Linked DNA regions of Homo sapiens: region 1 is linked to region 2. A link is a loop called in an ENCODE intact Hi-C map of the cell type or tissue named here. Cell type or tissue: endothelial cell of umbilical vein. All regions are shown on one strand. Each heading gives the region's core, and the rest is flanking DNA. Links, peaks and the distances in the headings are about the cores only. Region 1 has its middle 32 kb from the start of DMBT1. Region 2 overlaps HTRA1 (HtrA serine peptidase 1).

Region 1 (10,496 bases), core at 913-8,912, 56 kb before region 2:
TTGACTCTTTTCAAGTCTAACTATTTAATTGTGGTCTACTCAAAAGTGAAAAACCCAAGTTCCCCATGCCCTGTCAAGATTACTTTGCCAAAGTTTGTAATTCAACTCAATTCAACCCAAACCTACATGGTACCTACAACCTACAAGGCAGTAGGCCCCAGGCAACTGTAGGAGGGAGGTTGAATCACATAGATGAATGAAACATTTCATATATCCTTCCTCGCAAGAAATAAGGATGCAGGATGCATTTGGTATAATTGATACAGTCCTGATCATTAGGTGCAAATCGTTGCTTTAAATGTTTCTAAGGGATTGGATTGAAGAATAAGAACAAGGACCAAGAACAACATTGGGCCTGGCATGTTATATGCAGTGTCTCAAAACCCTACAACAACTCTATGAAGGAGGTTTTATCGGCCCATTCTGCAGGTGATGTACAGTTGAGAAAACTGCCTGGTGGTACACAGCTAGTAAGTGAGAAGCCCAGCAAGAGCCTGAGCCCAATTCTCATGACCTGGAGAGCCTTCATCCTCCCCATGGCCTCCTGCTGAGAAACCTTTGCTGTAAGGAGAATGCAGTGCCTAGTTTATCTCTTTTATCTACTTCATCTTCCAAGAAGCAAATTCAAAATAGTGATATAAGAAATACATTTTAGGCTGGGCACAGTGGCTCATGCCTATCATCCCAGCATTATGGGAGGCCAACTTGGGTGGATCACTTGAGCCCAGGAGTTCCAGATCAGCCTTGGCAACATGGCGAGACCCCATCTCTACAAAAATATACAAAAAATCAGCTGGGCGAAGGGGTCCTCGCCTGTGGTACCAGCTACTGGGGAGGCTGAGGTGGAAGGATCACCTGAGCCAGGGAGGTCAAGGCTGCAGTGAGCTGTGATTGTGGCACTGCACTCCAGACCAGGTGACAGAAAAAAAAAAGAAAAAAAGAAATACATTTAAATTCTAGATTAGAGCACTACGCAATGTGGACCCATGATCTCAGGAGGGTTAGGGTTTGCATGCCGCATTTCCTTTTCCATGTCATTTTTAAGAAGTCTTCCATCCACCACTTGCATTCAACCTTTTCATGTGCAACTGACATCGTCAGCAGCAAGCACAGGTCCCATGTTCCAGAAGACCCCCTCCTCAGGAGCTGTGTGACACTAGCTTATCAAGCTGGCTTCCTCTGTATGAAAATGAGCATGAGAAATCGTACCTGCCTCCTGTCACCCCATGCAGGAATATTATCTAGCGAGCCCATCTTTACACTGCAGTTAATCATTGACAGTATTTCTCACAACTTAGACAATGCCAGTAATGTATAGCATAAAAATAATCTACAGAAAGGTTAGTTTCTATGACCCCATTATGTTATAAAACATCCAAATTACTGGCATTTAGATTATCAAGCAATTGGTTTGTTGGGAAGTGCCTTATCCCAAGAGTTGCTTTATTATTATGGATAACTCTGATTACCAAAAGTTTTCTAGGCAAAGTCCACCATCTTCCATTTTTCAAACATCAGGCTCATTAGAGCCACACACTCTCAACTTACGGTATGCCAAGTATTGCATAAGGTCTGATATGAAGTGTTGAACAGGTACGATAATACATTTTAATTTACTGAAATTGATATATGCTGGAGATGCCATAAAATTTCTACCATTATTATACCTGATAATTGTTAACAGAGGGCAATTATGCAATACTGTATTCGGACTTTTCCGTAGTATATAGAAACTTACAAGGAAAATTAATCACAAGAATCAGGTGGTACAACATGGGTATACTAAGCCCCTCCAAACTTCATGTTAATTAAGTTTTTAAGATTGCTAAGATTATTAATATTTTGAAAACCTTTTGTCCAATAAAGGGAAAATTACCCTGTTCTCAAATCCGAGGTGACATCAGAATCTAGGGGTCTGGAATAGGCATAAGGATCCTAATATATGCTCAGGTCATTCTAATTCAGGTGATTTTGGGGAACTGCACATTAAAGGGATGTAACTGACCTATTTCAGTACAGGGCAATCTCTCCCCTGGCAAGAAGCCCATCAGAAATGCCCTGGGGCTCACCTACACCCTGGTGCAGGGAAGTGATTGAAATCGTTCCAGCCCTTGCTCTCCACTATCCTTTTCAGACCTAAGAGCTAACGTGTTATGATAAATGCCACCTTAACCTTGGAGAATGTGGCTAATTTGTTTGCTTAGCAGTTCAAAGGCCGGGATAAGAGGTTATAACTCACAGAGGTAGGCATGATTAGAGTTCACCAAGCCCCTCCTCATCCCAGAAACTCCCAGCCCCTTGGCACCTACAGTATTCATCTTATACCTTCCTCCCCCCTCTTGCCAACCTCCCCTTTCCTTCATCTCTCCTGGGCTCTGGCTGCCTCCCCTTTTCCTTGTCGTTCATCATTTGGAGTTAAACTTTTAAAAATGTTTGTCATCATGGCGATTCATTTAAAAAATCAAGAGTTCCCTACTTCTAGTTCATTTATAAAAAACTTACTATATTTATTTGTGTTTTGTTTTATATGACCATATGTTTTCTCTGTAGTCACTAGCTAATTCCTACTCATCTTTTTTGTGCAAGGTTTTGAGCTTGGACCTCTAGCCATGTAAAATCTGAGACACTTGTTTTCTGGAGGACAGAGGTATGCTTTACTCATGCCTGCATTGCCTCCCGACACAGGCAGTGTGCTCAGAAATACAGCAAGTGTCCAAAATATTTCTACTGAACTGAATTAAGTACGTCTACGCAGCCAGAACTCACCTCCTGGCTGGGAGATGGATGCAGATGCAGAGAAAGGAGATCACAACACAGACTATGAGTTTCCTGCAGCTGCTATAACAAGTGACCCCAAACTGAGTAGCGGAAAGCAACACAAATGTATCATCTTACAGTTCTGGAGGGTAGAAGTCCAAAATGTGTCTTACGGGCTGAAGTCAAGGTGTCACAGGACTGTGCTCCCCTAGAGGCTCTAGGGGAACACCCATCTCCTTGCCTTTTCCAGTTTCTAGAGGCCACCCACATTCCTAGGCTCGTGACTCCTTCCTCCATCTTCAAAGCCCATCATTCCAACCTCTGCTTTGGTCATCCCATCCCCTCTTCTTCCTTCCGATCCTCCTGACATCGTCTTATAAGGACCCATGTGATTTACACTGTGCCCACCAGAAAATCCAGAATGATCTCCCTGTCTCAAGATTCTTAATTCAATGATGCCTGCAAAGTTCTTTTGCCATATAAGGTCATATATTCACAGGTTCCAGGAATTAGGAGACAGACATCTGTGGGGAGGGGCAATATTCAGCCAAACTTGCAGGCAAGCACAAATCTAGGAATCCAGAAAACAGGGTTGGGGCAGGGAGAGCCCCCAGGCAGGATGGCAGGGGTTGGCTTTCTGGAGGGAAAGGTCTCCAGCTGAGCCATGAAGGACAGATCAAATTGGGGGATAAGAGCGTAAGTTTTGGAGTCAGGCAAAGCTGAAGCCTTGATTTCCTTATTTGTATATTAGTATAGTGTCCATTTCATAGGGTTATTTTGAGGATTCAATCAGATAATGTATGTAAAGGGCCTGGCATGTGCTGAGCATGCCGTGTGACTAAAATCTAGGACACGAAACAGCAGACAGAGGATTTCGGAAACATCAGAGATGACAACCAGCTTAACTGCTCATTTCAGACTATTGCCCTCAAGGCTAAAAGGACACAGCAAAAGAGAAATTGTGGGGGGGAAAAATGTAGTGTCCTAAGAGTGACCATGAAAACAAACTTCGTGCCATTCTCCTTCCCAGAAGTTGTGAGCTCCACATCCAGAGGTCCCAGTCTCCTGCCAACCGTACGTGGCTATTTCCGTTTAGAATCAAAGATGCTTGGGGTGTAGTCCAGCCAAAGGAAATGCTTATGACCACGATCAGGAAACCGTTTCCACAACAACCCAGTGCCAAGCGGCAGCCCAGCAGCGGTCATCTTGGGCCACGCCTGGGGAGCTGGCTATTGTCCTCCCCCTACCGTGACAGAGCACTCCTCCTCAGGTTTCCTCAGACATTGTTTTCTTTTAGAACGTTGGGTTGGGTTCATGAGAAAAAGAAGCCTGACAGGGACTGTTTGTTATAATCCCAGTGGTGGCTGGTCGACTGGACTGTGACTCCTGGTGACCACCTCCTAAATGTGCAAAGCCAATGAGTTTGGGGTTTGATGCTGCTGAATGTTTATGTTACCCCCAAAGTTCATGTGTTGAAACCTAGTCCCCAAGGTGATGGTTTGGAGGTGAGGCTTTGGGAAGGCTATTAGGTCATGAGGGCAGAGCCTCATAAAAAGGATTAACTGCCTAATGAAAAGGACCCCAAAGACAGCCCTCGCCCACAGGAGGACACAGCAACAAGACAACAATCTGTGAACCTGGAAGAGGACCCCCACCAGACACTATATCTGCCAGTGCCTTGCTTTTGGTCATACTGGGCTGCTGGGGGTGGGGCAGGAAGGGGAGTGGACCTCCTTCTTAGGTGACATGATTTTTCCAGCAATTAGATGAAACTGATGGAAGCAGGCCCAGATATCAGCATATTTCCTGAAGCCTTGAGTTGGACAGTTCTCCTGGTTGCATAAACTTCAAGATCAGTTACAAGCACAGGTGTTTCCCACTGAGAGCTGATTTCCTTGTCTCTGGACCAGATGAAGTGGTGGAATGGGGTCCCTAATAAAGTCCAGATTGACCCTTTTGTACAGGGCAATGACTTGGCCCTACTTGAACTTCTGGTTCAGTTTCCCCTGTGGCTTCTATGTTGTATTTATGTCAGCACTGTGTCCTGCTGCCTTCCAAGTCAATAGAGATGGCTTAGGATAAAAACACATTACAAAAATGGACATTTAAAGGCACAAGAATAGAAGCTATGCCTGGGGGCAGGGAGTAGAAGGGGCACAAGGGGGCAGACCTGGCTCTGGAGGGGGTCAGAAGATCACTTCAGCAATAGAGTTGGTGTGACTCCATGTTTGCATGAACCAAGACTCTTGTGGTTGCAAGAAACAGAAACTTAACAGGAACCCCCAAGCAGAAAGGGTGTTTTTAATGCATATCTAGGGTGTCTCATGGTCCCCAAGGGCTAGGGTGCAGTCAGCCCTTGGGAGTGGATGGGAACTAGGGGCCTGGGCTCCTTCATCATCTCCCAGTCCCTCATCTCTGCTCCCTCAGCACTCTGGAACTCCCGTCTTGCTCACACTTTCTTCCCCTTCTCTCTTACTAGTTTCCTCTGCAAGGAAACCTCAGGCTACCAGCAGCTCTCCAACTTGTATCTGCTCCTTTTAAGAAACCAACAAATTTGAACCAAGAATCTCTTAGTTCCAACCTAAGAAAATCAGTGCTTGACACTGCATTTAAATGGCAATTTATGTAAGATTGAGAGCCACTAATTGTCTACATCAAGAAATGGGGCCCCAGAGGGAGATTAGGGGCCTTGGGAAGGAGAAGAGGAGGTTTTAACCCCTTCTCAGAGCTGCCATTATCCTGGTCCAATCAACTGTGCCAGGAGGCAGAGCCACTTTGCAGAAATGGTTGCCTGGGTGTTCACTGCACTTTCCTTGTGAACTGAGTAAGGGAGAGCTCCAAGAACGATTGTGGATGAGGGAAAGAGAACTATGCAGAAAAACTAACAGGTACTCAATACCAAGCTGTCTATACTTAGGCAAAAAGCTTCCACCGAGGATGGGTACCTCAGACTTATTTCTGACATAATACTGCGGGCCCAAGCATTTCAGCAGGAATTCAACCCCAGCAGGAATTTATCATCTAGTACTGGAAACAGGAACACATTCAGAGGATGAACATAATGGTGAGGGCATGGGAGCCCACAGTCTAGGAAGGCTGCATTCCTTTATTATTTTATGTTTCGTTTGATTTTGTTTCTTGTGGCTGTTGGTTTTCTATAGTTTCAGTGGCTAGAAATCGTTTTTAAATGGTGGCTGTTTCACCTAGAAAATTAAAGACAGGAGTTGAGATGGGCATAACTGTGGCCTTTCAGTATGCAACAGGCTTGCTGCCAAAGTGGGATTCAGTGTTCTGGTTGGCCCCATAGCCACAGCTGGGCCACAGAAACAGAACTTAACAGGACACAGATTTTTCAACCCAATGTAAGACTGAGTTGCCTTTGGGTACAGGGAGTCTCCCTTCCTAGGTATGTGCGTTCAGAGGCAGACGCCTACAGTAGCACTTTGAGGGATGCCAGGTCCCATTCCTGGAGGTGTTACTCAGGATGGGCATCTCACAGTGGCAACTTGCTGGGGGAACTGGGTCAGAGGACTCCCCAAATTCCCTCCAGTCTTAGCATGGAGCCACCAGTGCCAGCCCTATTCTGAGGGTCACAGCCCTCCTTGATGGGTGCAGCCTGAGAGGCTCCCATTACCAGACACTGGGGAAGACATGGGGGCACAGGTGTTCTGCAACAGCAGTCATCCTGGGGGCCAAAATCCCCTCTCTGTGGGAAGACCTGAGAAGGTTCTGGGGCTAATCACCTTGGCCAATCACCTGTGCCTCTCACATAGCCCCAACATATGGGAAAGGTGTAAGGATCCCCAATACAGATAAACACACTGAACCCCAGCACCATAAAGTCTTATCATCCAGGAAATAGGAAACATGGGTTGTGGCATACACATGTGATAGAATACTATGCAGAAGTCGAATGGAGCGAACTATAAATATGTATGTATGTATACACACGCACATACACATACATATACATATATCTCTCAACAGGATAGACCTCACACAGTAAAGCTGAATGAAAAACAAAGTTGTAGAATAACACACACAATATCATTTATGAAATTCTTAAAACCTACATAAGACAATGTGTATTGCCAATGGATATATATGTAATATATAAACGTACGAAAAAAACAACACACTAAAGTAATAGCAGTGGTTGCCACTAGGGTGAGGAGGCAGGAAGAATGGGATTGGGTGGGGGTGATCAAAGAGAGTTTCTTTTTTACTTATAAAAAAGCAAATATAACGAAGTGCAAATTGTTAAATCTGGTTAGATGGAGCATGAGTGTTTGCTATGTTGAGAGGCAGAAACAAACTGAGGCCCCAAGAGATTAAATCATTTCTCCAGCATTGGCTGGGATGCTGCTTAACACACACTTTCCAGGCTGTGCACGAAACAGCAGTGGATATTGACCCCAGGCTGCCCAGAGGCCACCTCCATTTCACTCTGGACTTCGACCATCATGCTTGACCACCCCTCCTCCACACAGGCCTGCCATCTCTCCCCCATTCATCGCCTGGAACCCCAGCACCTTCAACTTTTAATAACAGGGAAGGCTCAAGATGTTGAGGGAAGGTGAACCGCTTGCTCCACATCCCTGTAAGAAGTGACTCACATCAGAGCCCAGCTGGTGGTAGGGGGAGGCCTGGGGGCTGGGTGGTGGATGGGAACAGAGGAAGGCAGAGGTGGCTGTAAATTAACACTCTTGCCACCCTGGAGAAGACTGACTTATCACCACCAGTTCCCAGCATTTCTTCCTGGGAGGAAGAGGGCCCAGCACGAGACGGAAACAAGATTTGATCTTTGGCATCAGGGGTTCTCATGCCTGAGTGCCTCAAGTCACCCTGGGCCACTGAGGCAGGAATTCCTCTGTGCCCTGGATGGGTCTGGGTAGGTCAGGAATCCATGGTGGAGGGGGACCCCAAACCAGGTGGGTCCCTATGAACAGACAAGGAATGGTTTAAACCAGATCACAGCCCAGTGCCAATAGGGGAGATTAAGCCCTGGTCATCAAAACGGGGAGAAATGCTTAGCAAGCAAAGAAACCATGAGTAGGGAAGATGAACACAGCGGGAGAGGACAGAAGCCACCCAAATTAGGGAACAAAAAGGTGCTCCTAGCCCTAAGTGATGCTCCCCTGCCCCTTAGGGCCTAAAGTAGCCTCACATTTCAAATTGCATGAGGCTGTAAATGTCTGTGGTTCCCTGTGGACGTCTCTCCACAGCCCCTTCACTCATTTTTCATTCATTCCTCAACTGTTCATGTACAGGGCTCTGGAGAGTCTGTGCACAAGGTCCCTGCTCTCATTGGGAAAAACAAGCAATGAATAAGCAAGGCAATGAGGCTGGGGTGTACAGAAGGTGCCAGACATGGCTGGGGCATAGAAGGGAACAGACAGGGGCAGGTGGTCTTGGAGCCACCTCCCCTGAGCCTGACAGCGCTGCCCACAGTCTGGCTGGAGGAAGCTGCCCGCTCCTGCCAGACTCGTGTGTCCATCCTCTCTCTATTCCTTCCTCCAGATATCCGTCCCTTTCACACCCAGGTCGTTTGACACCTCCCTGGAGTTTCACGAGACCAGCTCACCCCCTGGTGGACATACCTCCACCATCATCACAAAATTTTTTAAAAGGTGTTTGCTTTTTATTTAATTTTTATTTTAAATTCATGGATACATGTGTCTGAACAAGTTTACCTACACAGCCACAATTTTTAGTAGGGCCTTGCCTTCTCTCCTAGCCCAGTAATAAATATTTGAAGTGTTCTGGGTCTCCAATGCAATATACCTACCTCATTGTACTAGTCAGCGTTCTCCAGAGAAATAGCACCAGTAGGACATATAGAAATCTACAGAAAGAGATTGACTATGGGAACTGGCTCACATGATTATGGAAGCTGAGGAATCCTAGTCTGCTCTCTGCAAGCCAGAGCCCCGGGAAGCTGCTGGTGCAGTTTCGGTTCAAACCTAAAGCACCAGAGGTGCTGATGTCAGAGGGCAGAAGACAGATATCCCAGCTTAAGCAGACAGAGAGAACTTTTGCTCTTACTCGGCGTTTTTGCTCTCTCAGGGCTCTCCACAGGTTGACTGATTGATGCCCACCTGCAGTGGAGAGGGTGAATCTTCTTTACTCGGTCTGCTTAATCAAATGCTAATCTCTTCCAAAAACACCCTCAGAGACACGTCCAGAAATGTTTTACCAGCCCTCTGGGCATCCCTTAGCCCAGTCAAGTTGACACATAAAATTAACCCTCACATCCATGAATAAAGAGGAGGTAACGCTGTTATAAAATGAACCAGTGGGAGGAGGAGGCCCTGTGTGAGCAGGGACCAGGTTGTACCAGATATAGCAGCCCTGGGCACTGTAGAAAGGGCTTGGCAGATGAACAAAGGAAGTGGGGAGAGCACATTAGCCAGGCAGGTGCACCTGGGGTGGTGGGCAGGGCACAGGGGCAAGAGGCACCCCCAAAGAGCCCAGGAGGGAGGTGATGGTGGCTGCATGGAAGAGAGGCAGCTCAGGTCTTTGTCACAAGGACAGGTCACTGCCCCCGACCCCGCCACAGGAGAAGGGTTTGTGTGCCCAGTGTGTAGGACTGCATGGGGAAGGCGGCCTACCTGGAGCACCTCACAGAGTCACACTGACCCAAGACATGGCACATGTATCCATCTTGTCACAGCCTCCCAGTCCTCATCAGTCAAGAACAGATTTTCTTTCATGGGAATGTATGTTTCCATCATGGGGAAAGAATGGGGTTACGAAGCACTGGCAGGGCAGGTCGGGAGGAATGCACCTTAGTGCCACGTGGGAGCCAAATGAGAGCCACCTGCCACACTCTAGCTATTGCAATGAGATTTTTCACTTTTATTTCAGGCTTAAATTCCACAACATGAATCTGCTGGGGGAGTCTCTTCCTTTGGGAAGTTCCCAAACCGTGAGAAAAGTATGACAGTGAAAGAGATCTGACCTAACCAACCCCCATCTTGCCTTTAACCTCAAACTGCCTTTAGTCATGCCTGGACTTGGGCCAAATTAACTTTGGGAGAAATTTAGTTTATACTTTAAATGATAATAGCCCTTCCCCAAAACTAAACCGCCTTTGTAAAGCTAATGAAATTCCCCCAGTTTAGAAGGATGACAGGTGCCTGAATTCTGCTAAGGTGTAGACAGGTGTCCTGAGTAAAGGTGAGCAGAGAGTGCTCTTCAGAGAAGAACTGTAACCGCCCAATGGGTTTTTCTTGCCCACTGCCCAGATAGAGCCAATCTGTAATGATTAAATTGATAAATAATTACCAGCCGTTATTCTGGAGGTCACAAGATTTGCAACTTCCCCAGTTACTCCTGCAGACAACAGCACTCTTGCAGAACCTAAGGTTGGCCTTTTGAGATGTCTTTTCAGGTTTTCTGCGTTTCTCATGACCAGTGGCTCCACCCAGACCCACCAACCTGTCCTGCGGCCCCACCCAGAAGCAAACTCAGCACACTTGAGGACCATTTCCCACATGCCTAAGATTGCACCCCCCCAACCAATCAGCAGCACCCATTCCCTAGCCATCCCCCTATCCCCAAACTATCTTTGAAAAACCCTAGCCTCCAAATGTTCAGGGAGGCTGATTTGAGTAATAATAAAACTCTGGTCTCCCATTTAAGCCAGCTCTATGTGTGTAAAATTCTTTCTTTATTGTAATTCCCCTGTCTTGATAGATTAGCTCTATCTGAGCAGTGGGCAACAAAAACGCATTGAG
Region 2 (10,496 bases), core at 1,752-9,751:
CAAGGATCAGAGAATTAAATCATGTTGCCCTAAGCCTCAGAGCTGGCGAGTGGCAAAAGCAAGAGCCTAACCCCATCTGTCTGGCTCCCAGGCTAGCCTCCCTCCTTGGTCCCCACCTTCTCAGCCAGCCTCCAGCCCCCCGCAGCCCACACCATTGTGGGAACATGCTTCACACTCGGTGAGATCAGGGCCAGGATGCAGGATTAACAATCTAACCTTCCCTTCCAGCCAGAACAATCCCCGCTTCCAATTTCTCAGCTGAGTTGATACGTAGAGCTAATTTGGAAAACAGAACGCAGTGTATTCGAGGGAAAAGAAATGAATCCTCCTTTATTCACAGGAAACAGCATGTTCCCAAAATTCAAATCAGTTGCAAGAGCAGATTGATCCAATCAATGGCATTTTAATGCACTGTCCTAGATTCAAGACTAGCTACATAATATGCAGTACCCAGTACAAAATGAGTATGTGGGGCCCTTTGTTCAAAAATTATTAAGAATCTCAAGAGAGCAACAGCAGAGCATTAAAACAGGCACAGCACCCTTCTGAACACGGGGCAAGGTGTGACTGCACAGGTCCATGCCCATGGGGCCAGCTGTGCCTGCATTTCAAATTCATTTGATTTAATACCCCAAATCCAGATTTAGCACAGAAAAGCATCTCAGGAGCTGCTCAGGTGCCACTGGAGATGCTGCCTTAATCTGGTCAAACTCAGCCGGGCGAGTGGCTCAAGCCTGTAATCCCAGCACTTTGGGAGGCCAAGGCAGGCAGATCATGAGGTCAGGAAATCGAGACCATCCTGGCTAACACGGTGAAACCCTGTCTCTACTAAAAATACAAAAAATTAGCCAGGCGTGGTGGCAGGCGCCTGTAGTCCCAGCTACTCGGGAGGCTGAGGCAGGAGAATGGCGTGAACCCAGGAGGTGGAGCTTGCAGTGAGCCGAGATCGCACCACTGCACTCCAGCCTGGGCAACAGAGTGAGAGTCCGTCTCAAAAAAAAAAAAAAAAAATCTGTCAAACTCAGGAGCCCAGGAGCAGTCTGCGGGGGCTGATACAGTCCCCCACCTGCAGGGAGGCAAGGTACCCATCCTCTCTGCAATGCCAGAACAGTGCATACTCCAGCCAAGGCAAGCTGTGCAGCCCAGGCAAGCCCCTCATGCTGACGCTTCCTCACATTTACATTCTAATGTCTCTTCCAGTTTGCAAATCACTTGTGATTCTTCACCTGATTTCTTCCACTTTAAATACCAGCAAAGGTATTCCTACTTTAAAGATTACAAATAAGAATACAACCCAGTACCAACTATGGCCAGGATTCAGGGTTAAGGATGAGATGTGAAGACAGAAACTCAGCCAAAAATATGGCTGGATTGGGCCAGTGTCTGCTCACCAGGATGGAGGCCGGGATGAGCTAAGAAACTGGGCAGGTCTGTCAGCGGCAGCTTATCCGCCTCCCCTGTCCCAGCCTCCCTTCCTTCTGCCATGTGGGGTCTGGGCATAAATGACAAGAAAATAAAAGTTCTTTCAAAGGCAGGAGCATAAAATGCATCATGCAGAGGTTGGAAATTAAGGCCAATGGATAGCATGTCCCATCCTCACTTGAAGGGCCAGGCAGCAACCTCTCGACCATGAAAGGACAAGGAGAAGTAACCGTGCAGGAGACAGCCTGCTGGGCCCCCACAGCTATGTGCTCAAAGTCCTGCTCTAAAGCCTGAGACATTTCTCCTGGTCGCCTGCAGACACACTGCCGCTCTCTCTGGCAGGGCTGCTAGACACCAGTCAGAAACTGTAAATAAAGAAGGCCAGCACAGCAGGCCTCCAGTGCAGTGTCAGGAGAACTTGGAATAATCTTTGGGAATGGCTCAGTGAAGTCTGGGACACACTCCTCAGCTGCCATCAGTACTTTCCCAGTCCAGCAACCCAGCAGGAGTGAGGTCCAGCCTCGGGGCCCCATCCTCCAGGTGCCAGCAGCTTTTGGGAGGTCCAGAATCCAGTGACACCCAGAATTTCCTGGGGTGTATGTGGGAGGTACATACTGGAGGCCTCATCTTCATCTTTAGCCGTCTGAGGGGCTCATCTTATATTTCTTTGGCATCCCCTTCAGCCCCGAGCATGGCTAAATTAAAAGTAACTACAGGCCGGGCATGGTGGCTCACACCTGTAATCCCAGCGCTTTGGGAGGCCAAGGTGGGCAGATCATGAGGTCAGGAGATCGAGACCGTCCTGGCTAACACAGTGAAACCCAGTCTCTACTAAAAATACAAAAAATTAGCCAGGCATGGTGGCAGGCACCTGTGGTCCCAGCTACTCGGGAGGCTGAGGCAGGAGAATGGCGTGAACCTGGAAGGCGGAGCTTGCAGTGAGCCAAGATTGCGCCAGTGCACTCCAGCCTGGGTGACAAAGTGAAACTCCATCTCAAAAAAAAAAAAAAAAAAAAAGTAACTATAAAGAGGCTACTTGCTGAATAAATAAATCCAGACCCAAATCCAGATGGGACTCCCAGGAGGAGAAGACACACCGGGAAATTTATCGGCAGGTGCCCAAGGCCACTCTCATCCACTTGGTTCCACTCACAGCTCAGCACCTTCACAGAGAGGCGGGGGAGAGCGAATGCAGTCAGGGCTGGATGCAAGCGCAACCATCCCTCTAGCGCTCCCCTTACTACCCAGTCTCTCACTGTCCCAGCGGAAGGCCCCCCCACCTGCATTTCTGATGGGGCAGGGGTGCAATAGCAGAGACAAAGCAGAGAGAATGCAAGGGCTGCAGGCCCAGGACAACTGGGACCGAGTGCCTGCAAACGGCCAGTCGCTGGGTGGCAGGAAGAGAGGACCTGGAATATTGATCTTTACACTAAATGCAGGGTCCCCGCCACTGAACTTTACCTGTCAGGACTGGAATGTGGGCTCCACCCCTCTGGACGAGCCACAGGCACCTGAGGGCAAGTTGGATGCCTGCAGCAGGTGTGAGTAGGCCTGTCCAGACAGGACCCAGATGGAGGCAGGTGGTTAACTAACCTGATGCTGTGCAGCTGGGGAGAGGGGCTGGTCCACATTCGGGAGGCCAAGGATGACTCTTCCCTAAGAAAAGCTCCCTTTGTGAGGTTTCTCGCTGAATTTGAGAATGATCATGAGAAGCACAACGGGAGCAGGCAGAGGAGTGGGGAAAGACAGCACGTAGGCTGCATTTAACTGAGCCGTGAACTGCAGAGAAACACAGAGCGCTTCCTCCTCCTCCAGGGAACTTGGACTATGTTCTCTCTGAGGGTCAGGAGAGAAATCAGTTTTAAAAGGTTCCTAATGGCCAGTGAGGCATGAAGCGAAAGGGGAGGGGGCCTCCTGTCTGCAAGAGGGGTTGCCTGAGGAAAAGAAAAAGAAGCATATATGACCCAGTGAATGCAGCAAAGCTGCCCCACAACACTCATTTCTTTCCCAGGTTTTCAGTTTGAGTGGCTGCATGCTGTCTGGCCCGCTCCATTAAATTCCAAGGAAACTTGTCAGCCACGGCTCCAGCCCAGAGCCCGGCCCAGCACTGGTCTGGGGCATGGAGGCAGCAGAAACAGAAGCCAGACCTTGCACATTCCGGGAAACCAGACCCCCATTCTAATCGCTGCTGCTGGTACTGCACATTCCAGGGCGCCGGGGACATGGGCACAGAGGGGCCTGTGCGACTGGATTTCCTCGAATTCTGCAAAGAAAATGCACAGGAAGGACAATGGCATTGCTAAGTGGTGGCCCAGGCAGCCAGCTGAGGTCTAAAGGAAACCTGAAACCCTATGCACCATCAGGGCCGCTGTCTGCAAATCTAAGGAAAGACACGGCCAACGGCCCTCAGACCTACTCTTGTTAAAATACACTGAATTCACAAGCAGGAATTATTATTTGTTTAAAAAGGCTAAAATTTGAATGATGAATGACCACGCTCTGTCTTTTGCATAGAAACAAAGAAATGAAATTCAGGAGAGTTTCGTGTGGCCTCTTTCTTTCCTTTTAATGAATCAAGGAGGAAGAGGCGGGGGAGCCGGGAGCCTGGCCTCGACTTGCAGCACACATTGGCACTTCCAAGTGTTGGCAGCCCCTCTCTTTCCGGGACAGTCTCCCAGACGGCTCCAAGTGGGAAAAGCTCGCCGGACGCCAGACCTCAGGCTGCTCCCCCGTCCTGCATGTCCCGGGTGCCTTGAGCAGTAACTGTTGCAGGGGCTGGGCCAAGACTGCAGCAGATGGTGCCTGGAAAAGTCTGTGGCAGGTGAAGTGAAGGAGGAAGACTTACCCAAACAAGGCTAAGGCAGTCTCTCTCAAATAGAGTAGATTCGAAATGTGCTTTCGGGGGGCACCTGGCCAGCTGGCTGTGAACCCCTCACTGTGCTGTCAGTCACAAGCACAGCCTAGATCTGCATCTTTGGCTTTACTGGGAAAAGATGCCTCTTCCAGAACAACTATGTTGTTGTTTATGTTGTCTATGTTTAAAGGCGCCTGTCATTGAAAATCACTTTTCAGACTCACTGGCAAAGAAAAAAAAAATTGTGTTTTTCAGTCCTTGCTTGATCTATTGGGTTTGATCGGTGCTGTTACATTTGATAGTCTTTTCTGGCCTATTTTATGCATTAGGGAAAAGCTTCCAATCAATTCCACTGCACATTTTTTTTTTCAGATGCCTCCTGAATGCCCAACATGATGTGTCTATTATTATCTTCGGGGAAACAGCTGACTGCTCGGTTCACAAAAACCATTAACTTTGCTCTTGATAAGCGTCTGGCTCTGGTCCTGACCTTCGCAGATTTCTCAGCTGGGTTCGCTTCCTGCCCTGACTCCTCAACATAGGTTGTTATGTCTGGAGCTGCCGGGGCTGTTCAGTCTCCCTAGCCCTCCAGCCTCTGGCCACGGACTGGGAGGCAGTGCCCACCCGGGTTGAGTCTGCCCCCCTGGTGCAGGAGGAGGGCCTGAGGCTGCAGAGAGGCAGAAGAGACGTGAGGGAGGGAGGTGATGGTGAACGAGCCCCTGTATCAAGGAAGAAGCCAGTTCTTCCAAGCAGTACCCAGCCCCCATGCGAGGGGAACTTGTGAAACAGAGACAGACGCCAGAAGGAAGCTTTGGCTCAAATAAGAAATGAAGAGTGGTCCCGGACCCAAAACAAGCCACTTCCCCTTCCTGGGCCTCAGTTACCTCAGTGGTAAGATGAGGGGGTAGGCTAGACGGTTTCCGACATCCTTTCCAGCTCCAAAAAAGTTCTATGATCTAATAAATCTGAAAAGTGCATTTCCTCATGTTTTCCTTTCAGTGCGTAATCCCCATCCATATAGAATATTCTTGGTTTTAATGCTGGCTTCCTGAGTCAGGTGCTACAGTTTCTTCCAGTGGAAACAGTATCACCTCTGCAGTTTAGACTTTCGCAGTGACTTTCCAGGCTGAAATTAGGATTCCCCATCAGGGAGGGGAGATAAAATAGACGTCTGGTCTCCCTGTATCCCTTAAAAGGCATATTTTTAATCATAAAATGGAATGAAATAATGATCCATGCTACAATGTGGACAACCTTGAAAACATTATGCTAAGAGACAGAAGCCCGTTACGTATTCTTTGATTCCATTTATATGAAATGTCCAGAATAAGCAAATTCATAGAAATAGAAAATGAACCGGTGGTTTCCTAGGGCTGGGCAGAGGAGAAGTATGGGGTGGCTACTAATGGATACGGGGTTTCTTTTTACGGTGATGAAAGTGTCCTGGAGCTGGTAGTGATACGTGCATGATTGTGAATATATAAGAACAGCAAATTGTACACTTTAAAGGGGTAAATTTTATAGTATGTAAATTATCTCTCAATAAAGCTGTTTTAAAAAGAAAAATAATCGTGTTCTTTCTTTTTACTTTTTTAATGTGACTACTAGAAAATAATTTTGTATATGCAGCTCCTGTTATACTTCTGCCTATGAGTACAAAACATTTGAATAAATATTTTCATCACTTTTCAAAACAGACCAAATCAGTCTGGCCTCCTCCCGCATCCTGGACAGAGCTGGCATCCGAGAGGCTCAGTGCAGCGAGCTCTGGGCTGGGCTTCCTGAGACCTGGGTTCTCTGTCGCCTCTTAGCTTGTGACCTCCAGCCTTCAGGTCACCTCACTGGTCCCAGGCTGCTCGCCTGAGACACGAGTGTTAGAAGGACAAGCCGACAAACACCCAAGCCCCTCCCAGGTGAGACTGTCTGTGATCACAACTCACCCCCTCCCCAGGTAGAACCAAGTTTTAAAAGTGCTCGTTATTCTACCCCAAACATTGCTCAACTCTAAGAGCCATCAACCTGAGAATAAAAGTAACCTGTAAGACCAAAAAAGGAATCTAACAGTGAGCAGAATGGCTGGGGTTTGGCACCATCTTCTTCCATTATTCCTGAAGGATTGATTTTGGGAGAATTTCTTTCAGTGACTTACGAGGTTGAAATTCTAGAGCTGATGGCAACAAATATGGCTACAACCCTTCTGGAAAATAATTTGGCAATTTATACCAGATCCATAAAAATTCCATATCCTTCTTCCCAGTTTTTGTACTCCTTAGTACCTCTCCTAAGAGAATGACCCTAGATACAGAAATAGCCATAAACATGAAAATGTCCATCTCAGGATTGTTTAACATTGCAACCTTGGCCCAAATGGATGTGAACAGGGGAACAGTTAACCAAACGGTGGCAACACTTGGGACAGAAATGATGGAATTAGGCCAGGCATGGTAGCTCATGCCTGTAATCCCCACACTTTGGGAGGCTGAAGCAGGCCAATCACTTGAGGCCAGGAGTTCGAGACCAGTCTGGCCAACATGGCGAAACTGTCTCTACTTAAAAATATAAAAGGTAGCTGGGTGTGGTGGTGCAGGCCTGTAATCCCAGCTACTGAGGAGGCTGAGGCATGAGAACTGCTTGAACCTGGGAGGTGGAGGTTGCAGGGAGTCAAGATCGTGCCCCTTACTCCAGCCTGGGTGATGGAGCAAGACCCTGTCTCAAAATAATAATAATAATAATAATAATAATAATAATAATAATAATAGTAATAAAGAAATGATATTTCTGGGGAGATGATGGTGAAATATGAATCTTCTTTTCTTAATTTTTCATATGATTAAATTACATTTATAATTTTAAACAACTGAGATAGTACAATATGTCATCAAATGTATAAATGCATTTTCCATCATGTCTAAAAAGTAGAGAGAAAAGATACAAAAAAAAAGAGTCCTTATGCTAGGAGAGGAAAAACTTGTATATTCTGCTTAAAGAAAATCTAACCACAGCTGAAAAGACATGAAAGCATCTCAGTCCTCATTCCATGTGTCCACCATGATATTTATACTGATATTTTCCCTTCAGCAAAATTATTATAATTACCATTCAAAGGCATTTATATGTGCTTATAACTCTTGAAGGGAGACATCAGTCATCGGATGAATAGTCTTTTAGTCATCTTCTAACCCAAGGAAATTATTTTAGGGAGAAGTAGGGAGAAGGGTTTTCTGCAACCTCATTTTGATTAGAGAGACTAAGGGAACAAGGCCTGTTTCTCCAGCCTTACAGGAAAACCATGAGCATGGACCGTGGCCTCTCCCAAACACCTAACTGCTCCAACAGGAGGATGCGGCTGAGATGCGGAGGGCTCAAAGGCTCAGCCCTGGGTCTCAGGACAAACAGACTCCACACTGGCCCCTACAGATGAGCTGTGCAGCTTGTGAGAGTCATGTTCCCATTGGCTCCCTCAGTTTCCCCACCTGTGAAGTGAAGGGTTGAGCTCTAGGACCTGCCAGGACCCTTCACCCTCAGGTTTCATACTCTGGGATTCTGTCTTCTCTACAAGTCAGTTGGTGGCTTTGGGAAGCCACCAGTGTCTTTACAGGTAAAGTGGTGTCCTTCATCCACAAGATGCATGCAAACAGGGAGTTGATGTGGTCAGAGATGGGTGTGAAAGGTCGGAGCAGAATGATATTTTTCAGAGGACAGAAGGACTATATGTTTGGCCAATGATGAGAATTCCATGGGAACAGACTGTAAATGACAAGTGTCACAGAATCCCACAGACAGAACGATATCCAGGCACATGGTCCTTCCCAGATGCTCTCAAATCCTCACTCTTCCTCCTGTGCGTCTTCTGCTATTATCAGACTTTTCCTACTGGGTTTCATCCAGTGGGGCTAAACCACACTGGGCTATATTTTTCAGAGCCACAAATGCTGGTGGAGAAAGGTCAGACTGGGATCTGAAGAACCTCAGCTCAGGCCATTTCCTGACCAGCAAACATTAAACAGAAAGTCGGCCTGAGAAGAACACAGGATGCAGGCCACCCCAGGAGGAGCGTGTGCTCTCCACGGTGCAGGCAGAGACGGCTGTTTGCTTGGTATAATGATTGGGATGCTGATGTTCTGGACCAACGCATCTGCCCTTGGACATGATGGTAGTGAACCCTGCATTTGGCCTTCCTGAAACAGAGGGTCAAGTTCAGTCACTTTGGCCAAGAGCTATCATGTCTCAGTAGGACAAGAGAACATGCCCAGAGGAGACCCATGCTTTGACACCCAGGAGGCATTTTACTATTTCCATCCTTCTGGCTTCACTATTCTTGGTGTTGGCTCTATCAGGAGTCCTGGAAGAGTCTGGAATTGCCAACTAGAGGTCCTAATCTCTTACAGCTTCAATGCTTTAGGACTCCTAAAGCACTGAAGCTTTAGGAGTTGACAAAGCTCCTTCATATTCCTTGTATCATTGGACTTCAGTGCTTTAGGATTCCTAGCACTGAAGCATTGGGAGTTGATAAAACTCCTTCATATTCCTTATATCACTGGACTTCAATGCTTTAGGATTCCTAGCATTGAAGCTTTAGGAGTTGACAAAGCTCCTTCATATTCCTTATATCATTGGACTTTAATGCTTTAGGATTCCTAGCACTGAAGCATTAGGAATTGACAAAACTCCTTCATATTCCTTATATCTTTGGATTTCAATGCTTTAGGATTCCTAGCACTGAAGCTTTAGGAGTTGACGAAGCTCCTCCATACCCCTTATGCCACTGGACTTTCACAGTATCCTGCTGATGTCTCCTAGGCAGCATCATTGTCCCCCTGTTGTAGATGAGGAAACTGAGGCAGAAGGGAGTCATCCCAAAGGCCCAAATGGGGCTAGGACCCAGGTTTTCTAACTCTAGTGGTTCATCATGGAGACCGCAATTCAGTGTTTCAGAATAGACTCAGGAGACGTCAACACTTCTCTTTCAGGAATTGATAGATCAGTAGGCAGAAAATCAGGAAGGATACAGTTGACCTGAACCGCACTATCAATCCACTAGACCTAAGTGACATTTATAGAACACTCCATTCAACAATGACAGAACACACATTCCTCTCAAGCACACAGGGAACACTCACCAAGACAGACCACATTCTAGACCAGAAAATACACCCTAACAAACGTAATAGAATAGAAATCATACAAAATATATTCTCAGCCCACAATAGAATTAAACTAGAAATTAATAACAGAAAGATAGCTGGAAACACCCACCAAATATTTGATGAATAAACAAAACATTTCTAAATAACACTTGACTTAAAGAAATCTGAAGAATAGTTTGGGAGTGAAACAGACATGGGCTCAAATCCTGGCTCTGCCTCCTTGCACTGGCTGGCCTTGGACAAGTTACAGCTAACCTCTAGGAGCCTCTTCTGTGGCCTCAGCTAGGAAGCAAGGATAATGCCCTGCCTCTCTGGGTGGCTACAAGGTAAGAACAAAGCAAGGCCCATAACACAATGAGCACAGTGCCCAGCTCCCACAGAGCACCCAGTGGCAGTGGCTCTTTGGGTCACTGTTCTGTTTGATGACATTTCCCACTGCCCTAACTGTCCTGGAGAATACAATATTCCTGTATAGCTCACTCTGTGCCACAGAAAAGCAGATGTGACCGCTGAACATTGAGGCTTCCCTCCCCTATGTCTAGCTGGCAAGATTGCCCATCTGCCTGGGCAATCCCAACTGTGTCCATCCGTCTCCATCAAGTGGTGACTGCACTTAGAAAACTGGCACCAAAGAGACAGCTCTTCTTAGTCACAGGATATGAGATGACTCATGTGTTGGAAGATCGGGTAAAATCTTGCCCAAGACTATGTGAGAAGGAATTCTACGGCGAATCTCATCAAACTTTGAGAAAAAAAAACAGCTCATCACAGAGATAGGCCTACCATCTTTATTGCACAACTAATGAAAAAGATGTTCCTGAGGTTTGAAAATATTGCACAAGCCTCTGACTCATTAGGACTGAGGTTGTTCAATTTGGAAATTATCAGAAACTCCAGCCACAACAATATGCCCTCGGAGACTTTTGTGTGCACAAGGAGACATAATTATCCTGTGGCGAGGGACCAGCTGCTGTCACGGGATGCTGCGGAGGATTGTTTTTATGAAACGTGCTTATTCGACAATTTGTCCTGGAATCTAAAATAATAGGGTATCCATGGACTCCCAAATTTGC

The links. Hi-C counts contacts between places; a loop is a spot of excess contacts. Peaks named below come from ENCODE experiments on the same cell type or tissue, not always from the same donor. Only the 100,000 strongest peaks of a DNase experiment are listed, where the experiment ranks them.
Region 1: it touches region 2 in a loop (6-fold over the local background); 3 of 110 quality-filtered maps call a loop at or near these places.

What each region holds. Positions count from the first base shown.
Region 1 is chr10:122,523,793-122,534,288 of GRCh38, reverse strand. No RefSeq gene overlaps it. Among named protein-coding and RNA genes, the nearest start is that of DMBT1, 32 kb to the left of the region's middle. In endothelial cell of umbilical vein, for the core only: a CTCF peak has its summit at 8,355 (motif pointing left); a DNase peak (open chromatin) is centred at 3,918; H3K27ac peaks cover 1,393 bases.
Region 2 is chr10:122,468,908-122,479,403 of GRCh38, reverse strand. The region is part of intron 1 of HTRA1 (HtrA serine peptidase 1); the gene reads right to left. Among named protein-coding and RNA genes, the nearest start is that of HTRA1, 13 kb to the right of the region's middle. RefSeq lists enhancers at 2,558-3,283, 4,380-4,901, 4,902-5,425. In endothelial cell of umbilical vein, for the core only: no CTCF peak of the experiment used is centred there; DNase peaks (open chromatin) are centred at 4,113 and 4,793; H3K4me3 peaks cover 531 bases; H3K27ac peaks cover 3,238 bases.